2 separate regions of the Homo sapiens genome follow, and region 2 is linked to region 1. A link is a contact called in ENCODE Hi-C or POLR2A ChIA-PET data. All regions are on one chromosome and are shown on one strand. Each heading gives the region's core, a stretch centred on a gene start or an enhancer-like site at or near the end of the contact. The rest is flanking DNA. Distances are from core to core; before and after follow the strand shown. Region 1 overlaps LOC107985365 (a long non-coding RNA gene). Region 2 has its middle 21 kb from the start of LINC01348.

Region 1 (4,060 bases), core at 1,046-3,545:
GAACCTTGGATGCTTTTTTCTAAGCCTGGTAAAGCCATGCAGCAGATCAGCAGGAGGGCACACATTAGCCCACGGGCTGCCTGAGCCCTGGCCTGCAGCTACTCACCTCCTCCTCCTCCTGGGGCTTCACTCCTGTGCTCATTCCATCAGCTATGAGAGTTCAGCTTGACACACAGAGCCTGGTCTCACAGTCACTTATGAGGGGCCATGAGTTCCAGGGTTTCAAACCAGAGAAGATGGGGCTGATATATTTTGTCCATCAGAAACAGCAGAGTCCCACCATGCTAGAAAGACTGTTAGGAGGGTATAGTGAGCCTGGCATGGAGCAGGCACTGAATTGTTTGGTGACTGAGGGGGACTTGGTCTTGCATCCTCCATCACGCTGCTCAGAGAGACGTGGGGCAGAGGTTGTGCTGTGTGTGTGTGTGTGTGTGTGTGTGTGTGTGTTTGTTTGTTTGTTTCTTTCTTTTTATTTTATTTTATTTTTGAAACGAGTTTCACTCTTGTTGCCCAGGGTGGAATGCAATGGTGCGATCTCGGCTCACTGCAACCTCCACCTCCTGGGTTCAAGTGATTCTCCTGCCTTAGCCTCCCGAGTAGCTGGGACTACAGGCATGTGCCACCACGCCCGGCTAATTTTGTATTTTTAGTAGAGTTGGGGTTTCACCATGTTGGTCGGGCTGGTCTCGAACTTCTGACCTCAGGTGATCCGCCCTCCTGGGCCTCCCAAAGTGCTGGGATTACAGACGTGAGCCACCATGCCTGGCTTATTTATTTTTATAGAGATAGGATCTTGCTTTGTTGCCCAGGCTGGAGAGCAGTGGCATGATCATGGTTTACTACAGCCCCAAACTCCTGAGGGGGTGATCCTCCTGACTCAGCCTCCTAAGTAGCTTGGATTACAGGAATGTGCCGCTATGCCCAGCTAATCATTTATTTAGAGATGGGGTCCCATCGTGTTGCCCAGGCTGGTCTTGAACTCCTGGCCTCAACTGATCCTGCTGCTTTGGCCTCCTAAAGTGCTGGGATTACAGGTGTGAGCCCCTTGCCCAGCCTGCACTGTTTTCTGGAGCTCACACTTTCAGAAAGAAATAGGAACACTGGAGTGGAAGAATGGGCGTGGATGAAGAGATTGATGGGGACTTCCAACTCATGCAAGCAAGTGCAGCATTTGGCAGGGGAGGCTCACAGCACATCCCACTTCTGCAAGTCACCAGTGGGTCTTTTCTTGCCACAGGGATCCATCTAGGGGTCCAAGGTATGAAGTGAGTGGGAGGGACTTACAGAGAGACACACGTCAGCTCTGCCTGGAGAAGGATGTCATGGATCTCAGTGGCACACCCAGGTCTCAGAGAGGCAATGAGTTGCTTGTCACAGGAGTTGTTTATTCCCAGCCAGGTGGCTGGGATGGGAGTCTCAGGAGATGAGAGGACTATACTGTTTTTTTCCTGGAGAGGTACATTTCTCTAGTCTGTGGATCAGGCTCCTAAAAGTCCTGCGGAGGCTGCAATTCTGCTGCTTCCCTGCCATGGACTGCCAAATGGGCTGGGTGAAGGAAGGTCCTATTCTCAATGGCATTTCCAGGACCTCTCTGTGTGTGTGATCTGGCTACTTTAGACAGCAATGGTATATTTGCCTTGGCTGATGGGAGTCCCTCATCCCTTGAGCAGTTTTGTGGAGAGCAGGAGAAATGTATCACAGTGTCTTGACGCTCCTGAAAAGCGTATGAGTCACTAGTACCAGGGAACCTGGCGTCCTTTTCTCAGTCATTGAGCTTGCGAGCCAGATCCGAATCATCTTTCCTTCTGCAGTCCTTAATTATGGGGGAAAAAAATGGACTTGTAGAAACCAGTCCTGTGTTTCTGGATGTGGAAGGACTCTGAGCTTTCTCTTGGGCAGAGGGGTTGGAAGGGGACAGGGCACAGAGGGCAAGGGCTCTGCATGATGCCCAGGGGAGTAGAGTCCAGCCTCCAGCCTCTTGTCTCCCAGAGCCCTCCCTGGTGGTCAGTGTTGTGGCCTTGAGCCCCCAGTAGGCCAGTGCTCACTTGGATCCTGCAGCCCAGGCTGGGGCTGGGGATGAAATCTGTGGCCTCCATCAATCATAGCAAATGCATTGTCCCCAGTCGATGACAAAAGGCCAGGAACTGGAACCTCCCCAGACCGACTCAGCTAGTTCACTTGGCTAGAGCCCAGGCTGGTGGGAACCGGATGTTTTGTGGAGGATTGGCGTCTCTCTCCCTGCCTGTGCCCCACGCCGCTCAGTGCTTTCCCTTGGAGTCCTCAACCGTGGAACCGGTGCATTCTTTCCTGGGCAGCTGCTCTGCTCACTTCCAACATGTTGTGCTCTGAGCTCATAAAATCAGAGGAATCAAAGGCAGAAGCTGCAAGCGCTCAGGCCTGCGGGGACCGGCGGCTTTGGAAACTCCAGTTTGCTTTCTTCTTTCCATGTGTGGCAGATGTGCCTGTCTCATCTTGTAGCGCCTTGGCCAGCTTTTGCTTTTCCGCAGAGGAAGGTAAAGCAAAGCTGTGGCCAGAGACCCCTGAGGCTGGAAAAACGTTTAAAGCCCGAGGGGGAGGGCTGCCCTCCCAATGCAGATAAAGGAATGAAACAATAGAGCAGTTGTCCATTTGGAATCCTGGGAAAAGCTCAAAATACGACAGGGAGGTCAGATCAGGCTGGACCCATCTGTAGCACTGAGGGCTGGAGGGGGAATGTTCTGGGCTTGGAAGGCTTCTCTTTCCCCTCTGGTCTCATGAGCCTACTGTCTTATTAATGAATTTGGTTTGCCTAGAGGTCCTGACTCAGTGGCCAGTTTGGTTCCAAAGCAGGTAGTGGCCCCTCTTGAAAAACAGCTGCCCACCTGTTGACCTCATCTTTTAAAAACATGCAGGACATCCATCCACGTGAGAGATCCCTGTGGGTCTCATGGGCCATCCCTGGCTGCCCCTTCATTCTTGACCCTGCCCCATCCCTCCGGGGTCACATTTGGATCTGGGAGAAATATTTGGCAAATGTGAAAATGATAGGTTTAGCAAGAGCCTGAGGAACTGGTAGGGAAAGACTTGTTTCGTTCACGTTTACTTTTTGAACAGATAATTCATTTTCTTGGTTCACAAATCAAAACTATAAAAACCATGACTTCTACCCTTGCTCCCATTAACCCCAACCCAAGTAACCACTTATATTAATTTCTTGGGTGTCTTTATGATATACAAACAAATGTGTGTGTATAACTTTGTACATATATATTTTTTCTTTTTCTTTCCCCCTTTCACAGAAAGGAACTGCAGCGGCCTTTGAGAGAATGAAAAAATACTCAATCTCACTTAGGTTCAGAGACATGCAAATTAAAACTATAATAAAATACCCATGTGGCAAGGCTGACAGAAGTTAGCATTCTGTGCAAACTGGTTTGGACTTTGCTCTTTTCACTTACCTGTGTATATATCTTGGACATCTTTCAAATCAGTACATAAAGAACGTCCTCATTCATTTTTTACAGCTTAATAGTTTCCTAGTTATGGACACATCGTAAATTTATCTAACTGGTTTCTATTACAGACATTTGATTTGCTTCCAATCTTTTGCTACTACGAACCATGCTACCCAGGATGCTTCCTATACATGTAGGTATACTGGTAGAATAAATTAAGGCAAGTGGCATTATTGAGATAAAGGGTAAACATATTTATAATTTTGGTAAGGGTTTTCAGACGTCTTCAACAGAGTGTACACTATGCACTGCCACTAGTAAAGAATGAGAGTCTCTCTTTCTCCATAGCCTTGCCATGCAGGCATTTCATTGTAGTTTCAATTTGTGATTCTCTTATTAAAGTGAGATGGAGCACTCACTTTAATTCCATTCTTTCAAGACCCATTTGCATCTCCTTTTCTATGAGCTTCCTCTTCATCTCCTTTGCCCATCTAAAGAAAAACTGTCTTGTTCACTTTGGTCTTTTTCCTTAACCATGCCTAGTAGCTATTTGTGTGTTAAGGAAAGATTGGCTCTCTGGGATATGAGTCACTCCACATTATTGTTTGTCTTTTAATTTTGCTTAT
Region 2 (4,025 bases), core at 817-3,316, 190 kb before region 1:
TTTTTGTATTTTTACTAGAGACGGAGTTTCGCCACGTTGGCCAGGCTGGTCTCGAATTCCTGACCTCAGGTGATCCACTCGCCTTGGCCTCCTAAAGTGCTAGGATTGCAGGCGTGAGCTACTGTACCTGGCTTTTTTTTTTTTTTTTTTTGAGACAAAGTCTCTCGCTCTGTTGCCCAGGCTGGAATGCAGTGGTGTGATCTCGGCTGACTGCAACACCGTCTCCTGGGTTTAAGCAAATCTCCTGCCTCGGCCTCCCGAGTAGCTGGGATCACAAGCACCCGCCACCACACCTAATTTTTGTACTTTTAGTAGAGACAGGGTTTCACCATGTTGGCCAGTCTGGTCTTGAACTGCTGACCTCAAGTGATCCGCCCGCCTCGGCCTCCCAAAGCGCTGGGATTACAGGCATGAGCCGCTGCACCCAGCCACATATTCACAGCTTCTATTTGAAGGATCTCAAAACCACAGGGAGTGCAGCAGTGCACACCAGCCCTCTCCCCCACCTCCCTTTCCCCACACTCACATTCCTTCCCTTATGCCCCAATCACTGGCTTAGTCAGAAAGACCATTTTAACCTGAGAGTAAACGAAGGAAAGGGATACACAGTCTACTGGCTTCTGTCGCCTCACATTTTAATAGAGGCTTCAAGCAACAATTACCTATGGGATATGTCTGAGAGGCACTACAGAAAGGGGCAGAATTATCTACCAGCTTGATAAATGATACATCTCTCAGGACTTTTGGAGGAGAACCAGCTCCATGCTGCAGGAGCCGTGTGGAGCTGGGCTTTACTGCCAGGGCCTTGTCCTGGATGCTGGAAGGAACCAGAAGATTCAAAGTAGAGTCAGGGTCCTGGCCACCAGTGCAAGGCAGGCCACATGACCATCGACACTGCCACCATTGCCACCAGCCCCAGTGCAGCCCTGGGAAGGAGCTTGTTTTCTCCTCCTGGGGGACTGCTGCTCTGGTAGGAGACCAGAGGCAAGAGGAGTCCATTCCGGGCTGTGGGGTACCTGCCCTGTCTCCCTCACAGAGTGCCGTAAAACAAAGCAGCATCATGCATAAGCCCATGTTTCCAGCAGTTTATCAGAGCCTCAGATGTGTGGTGTAGATCCCATCGCCTTGAGGCTCAGGAGAACCAGCAAGCGTGTAGTGCCCTGGGCGGGGTCCCAGCTGACCATGATCCCCATCTCTGGCATCTTTTTTATGGGTCTCCCCTTGTTTTTTTTTTTTTTTCAGACAGAGTCTCGCTCTTGTCGCCCAGGCTGGAGTGTAGTGGCGCGATCTTGGCTCACTGCAACCTCCGCCTCCTGGGTTCAAGCGATTCTCCTGCCTCAGCCTCCTGAGTAGCTGGAATTATAGGCACCCACCACCACCACGCCCAGCTAATTTTTGTACTTTTAGTAGAGATAGGTTTTGCCATGTTGGCCAAGCTGGTCTTGAACTCCTGATCTCAGGTGATCTGCCTGCCTCGGCCTCCCAAAATGCTGGGATTACAGGCATGAGCCACCGCACCAGGCCTGGTGTTTTTTTTTTTTTTTTTTTTTTTTTGGAGACAGAGTCTCACTCTGTCACCTAAGCCAGAGTGCAATGGCATGATGTCGGCTCACTGCAACCTCCGCTTCCTGGGTTCAAGCGATTCTTGTGTTTCAGCCTCCCAAGTAGCTGGGACTAAAGACATGAGCCACCACGCCCAGCTAATTTTTTTGTATTTTTAGTAGAGGCAGGGTTTTCGTCATGTTGACCAGGCCAGTCTTGAACTCCTGACTTCAGGCGATCCGCCCGCCTTGGCCTCCCAAAGTGCTGGGATTACAGGGGTGAGCCACTGCGCCCGGCTGCCCTTGGTTTTAATGTGGACGCCTTGTGCTTTTTGCTCAGTATTCCTGGCCCCGGTGATCACAGGGGTTGTGAATTATGGATACAGCAGCAACTGTTTTTAATCTCCCATGAAACAAAACCAGTGTGTCTTCTGCCCCGGAGGCCGCGGGTGAGGAAGGGATGGCAGCTGCTGCGATATGGCTGCCTCGGGCTGACGTCAATGCGAGTCATTCCAGGCCAAAGACTCCACTCAGGAAGCTTAAAAGTGATACTGAAAACAGATTTGCATGTTTTCCTTTCACGGGAACTTGGCTCCTCTCAGTTCCACTGAAGATGTTTTCACCAGCCTGTGTGCAACCGGTGTGTGGAACGAGCACAGCTTGCAATGCAATTGGAAGGCGACTTTAGCTTTTGTCCTGTGCTGCCCCTCTGAAGTTTATTCAGCCGGATTCATGTTCCCAGACCCTGGCAGGCTTGGACTTTTCTGCTCCTCTTAGGAAATAGTCTGTCTGATGGTTGCTTTAAATGGAAACAAAACAAAACAAAACAAAACAAACAAAAAAAACCAGTCTCCATTTGGAATTTCAATGTCCAGGCCAAGATATTAGTCAAAACTTCAAACCATTCTTCTTGCTCCAGCTGAGGCTGCTTAGGGCTGGAAGTCTGCATGGGAAAGGGATGAGGCTGGCTTCTGTCCTTTCCTGTGGCTCCTTGTGCCCCTTCTCCCAAGGTTGGAGCTGGGTGAGGGGTTTTAGGGCCCAGGACAGCTCTCACCCGAGTAGGTGCATGGGCAGCTTGCTGTGCATCCTTTGGGTCTGGCTGTGGTTGAAAGCTGCCCTCTCTCCTGCCGGGGCTCCCATGTGGGTCTGCACTTCCTGGAGTCTCTTATTGGTGATCATTTGAGACTCTTTGCTTTGGTCCCTTGGGTTTACCTCGAGCTTTTTGCTGCTAGGGTTTCTGCCCCTCCAGGTGGTCTTATAGGTCAGGCCCCTAGCAGACCTCATGCTGGTTACCTCTCTGTGTGGCTTCAGCTGGTTCTGACCCTCTTGTGTGGCTTGCCCCCGCAAGCTCTGGGAGGGAGGCCAACCCCAACCCACTGCATGCTCCTGGTTCTGGCATCAAAGCAGGCAGGGCCAGACATGGTGGCTCACTCCTGTAAACCCAGCACTTCGGGAAGCTGAGGAGGGAGGATCACTTGAGGCCGAGAGTTCAAGATCAGCAACATAGTGAGACCCCATGTCATTACAAAAATAAATATTATTATTTTTGAGACGGAGTCTCACTCTGTTGCCCAGGCTGGAGTACAGCGGTGCGATCTCAGCTCACTGCAACCTCCACCTCCTGGGTTCAAGCAATCCTCTTACCTCAGCCTCCTGAGTAGCTGGGATTACAGGCATACGCCACCATGCCCAGCTAATTTTTGTACTTTTAGTGGAGATGGGGTTTTGCCATGTTGGCCAGGCTGGTCTTGAACTCCTGACCTCAAGTGATCAGCCTGCCTCTGCCTCCCAAAGTGCTGAGATTACAGCCTTGAGCCACTGTGCCCAGTCCACACACACAAAAATTTATTTAAAAAAACCAGGCAGGACCAGGTGTGGTGGCTCATGCCCAAAATCCCAGCACTTTGGGAGGCTGAGGCTTGTGGATCACCTAAGGTCAGGATTTCGAGACCAGCGTGATCAACATGGTGAAACTCCATCTCTACTAAAATACAATATTAGCTGGGTGTGGTGGCACATGCCTGTAATCCCAACTACTTGGGAGGCTGAGGCAGGAGAATTGCTCGAACCCAGGAGGCTGAGGCAGGAGAATTGCCTGAACCCAGGAGGCAGAGGTTGCAGTGAGCCGAGATTGTGCCATTGCACTCCAGCATGGGCAACAAGAGTGAAACTCTGTCTCATAAATAAATAAATAAATAAATAAAATAATTTAAAAAGCAGGCAGTAGTCATCCTGTACATTAGTTCCCTGTGGTTCTCTAACAAATTACGACAAATTACGATGCTTAACACAGAAATTTATTCTTTCACAGTCCTGGAGGACGGAAGTCTAAAACCACGATCAGGGGGCTGAAATCAAGGTGTGGGCACAGCCCTGCTCCTTCCGCGGCTGTCGAGAGAATCCCCAGCTTGCTGATTCCGGCTCGTGGTGTCTGCCGACAACCTTTGGCCTGTGGCCGCATCACTCAGTCCCCACCTCTGCGTC

What was found. A loop is a pair of places that touch in the nucleus more often than their neighbours do. ChIA-PET counts read pairs that join two places held with the same protein, here RNA polymerase II (POLR2A). Pooled maps may share reads with other maps.
Region 2: a loop to region 1 is called in a pooled map, with 3 times the contacts of the local background. The contact joins two enhancer-like sites. A Hi-C loop is called at or near these places in 3 of 50 pooled maps. POLR2A ChIA-PET finds 5 or more read pairs at or near these places in 3 of 52 experiments (activated T-cell, activated naive CD4-positive, alpha-beta T cell and endothelial cell of umbilical vein).

What each region holds. Positions count from the first base shown.
Region 1 is chr1:234,861,371-234,865,430 of GRCh38, reverse strand. All of the region lies in intron 2 of LOC107985365 (a long non-coding RNA gene), which reads left to right. Among named protein-coding and RNA genes, the nearest start is that of LINC02971, 94 kb to the left of the region's middle. Within about 2 kb of position 2,295, at least 28 of the 41 ENCODE cell types and tissues checked have a DNase peak (open chromatin) inside an H3K27ac peak, as active enhancers do; they include endothelial cell of umbilical vein, where a contact is called at or near this core.
Region 2 is chr1:235,046,337-235,050,361 of GRCh38, reverse strand. No RefSeq gene overlaps it. Among named protein-coding and RNA genes, the nearest start is that of LINC01348, 21 kb to the left of the region's middle. RefSeq lists enhancers at 1,926-2,220, 2,934-2,983. Within about 2 kb of position 2,066, at least 29 of the 41 ENCODE cell types and tissues checked have a DNase peak (open chromatin) inside an H3K27ac peak, as active enhancers do; they include endothelial cell of umbilical vein, where a contact is called at or near this core.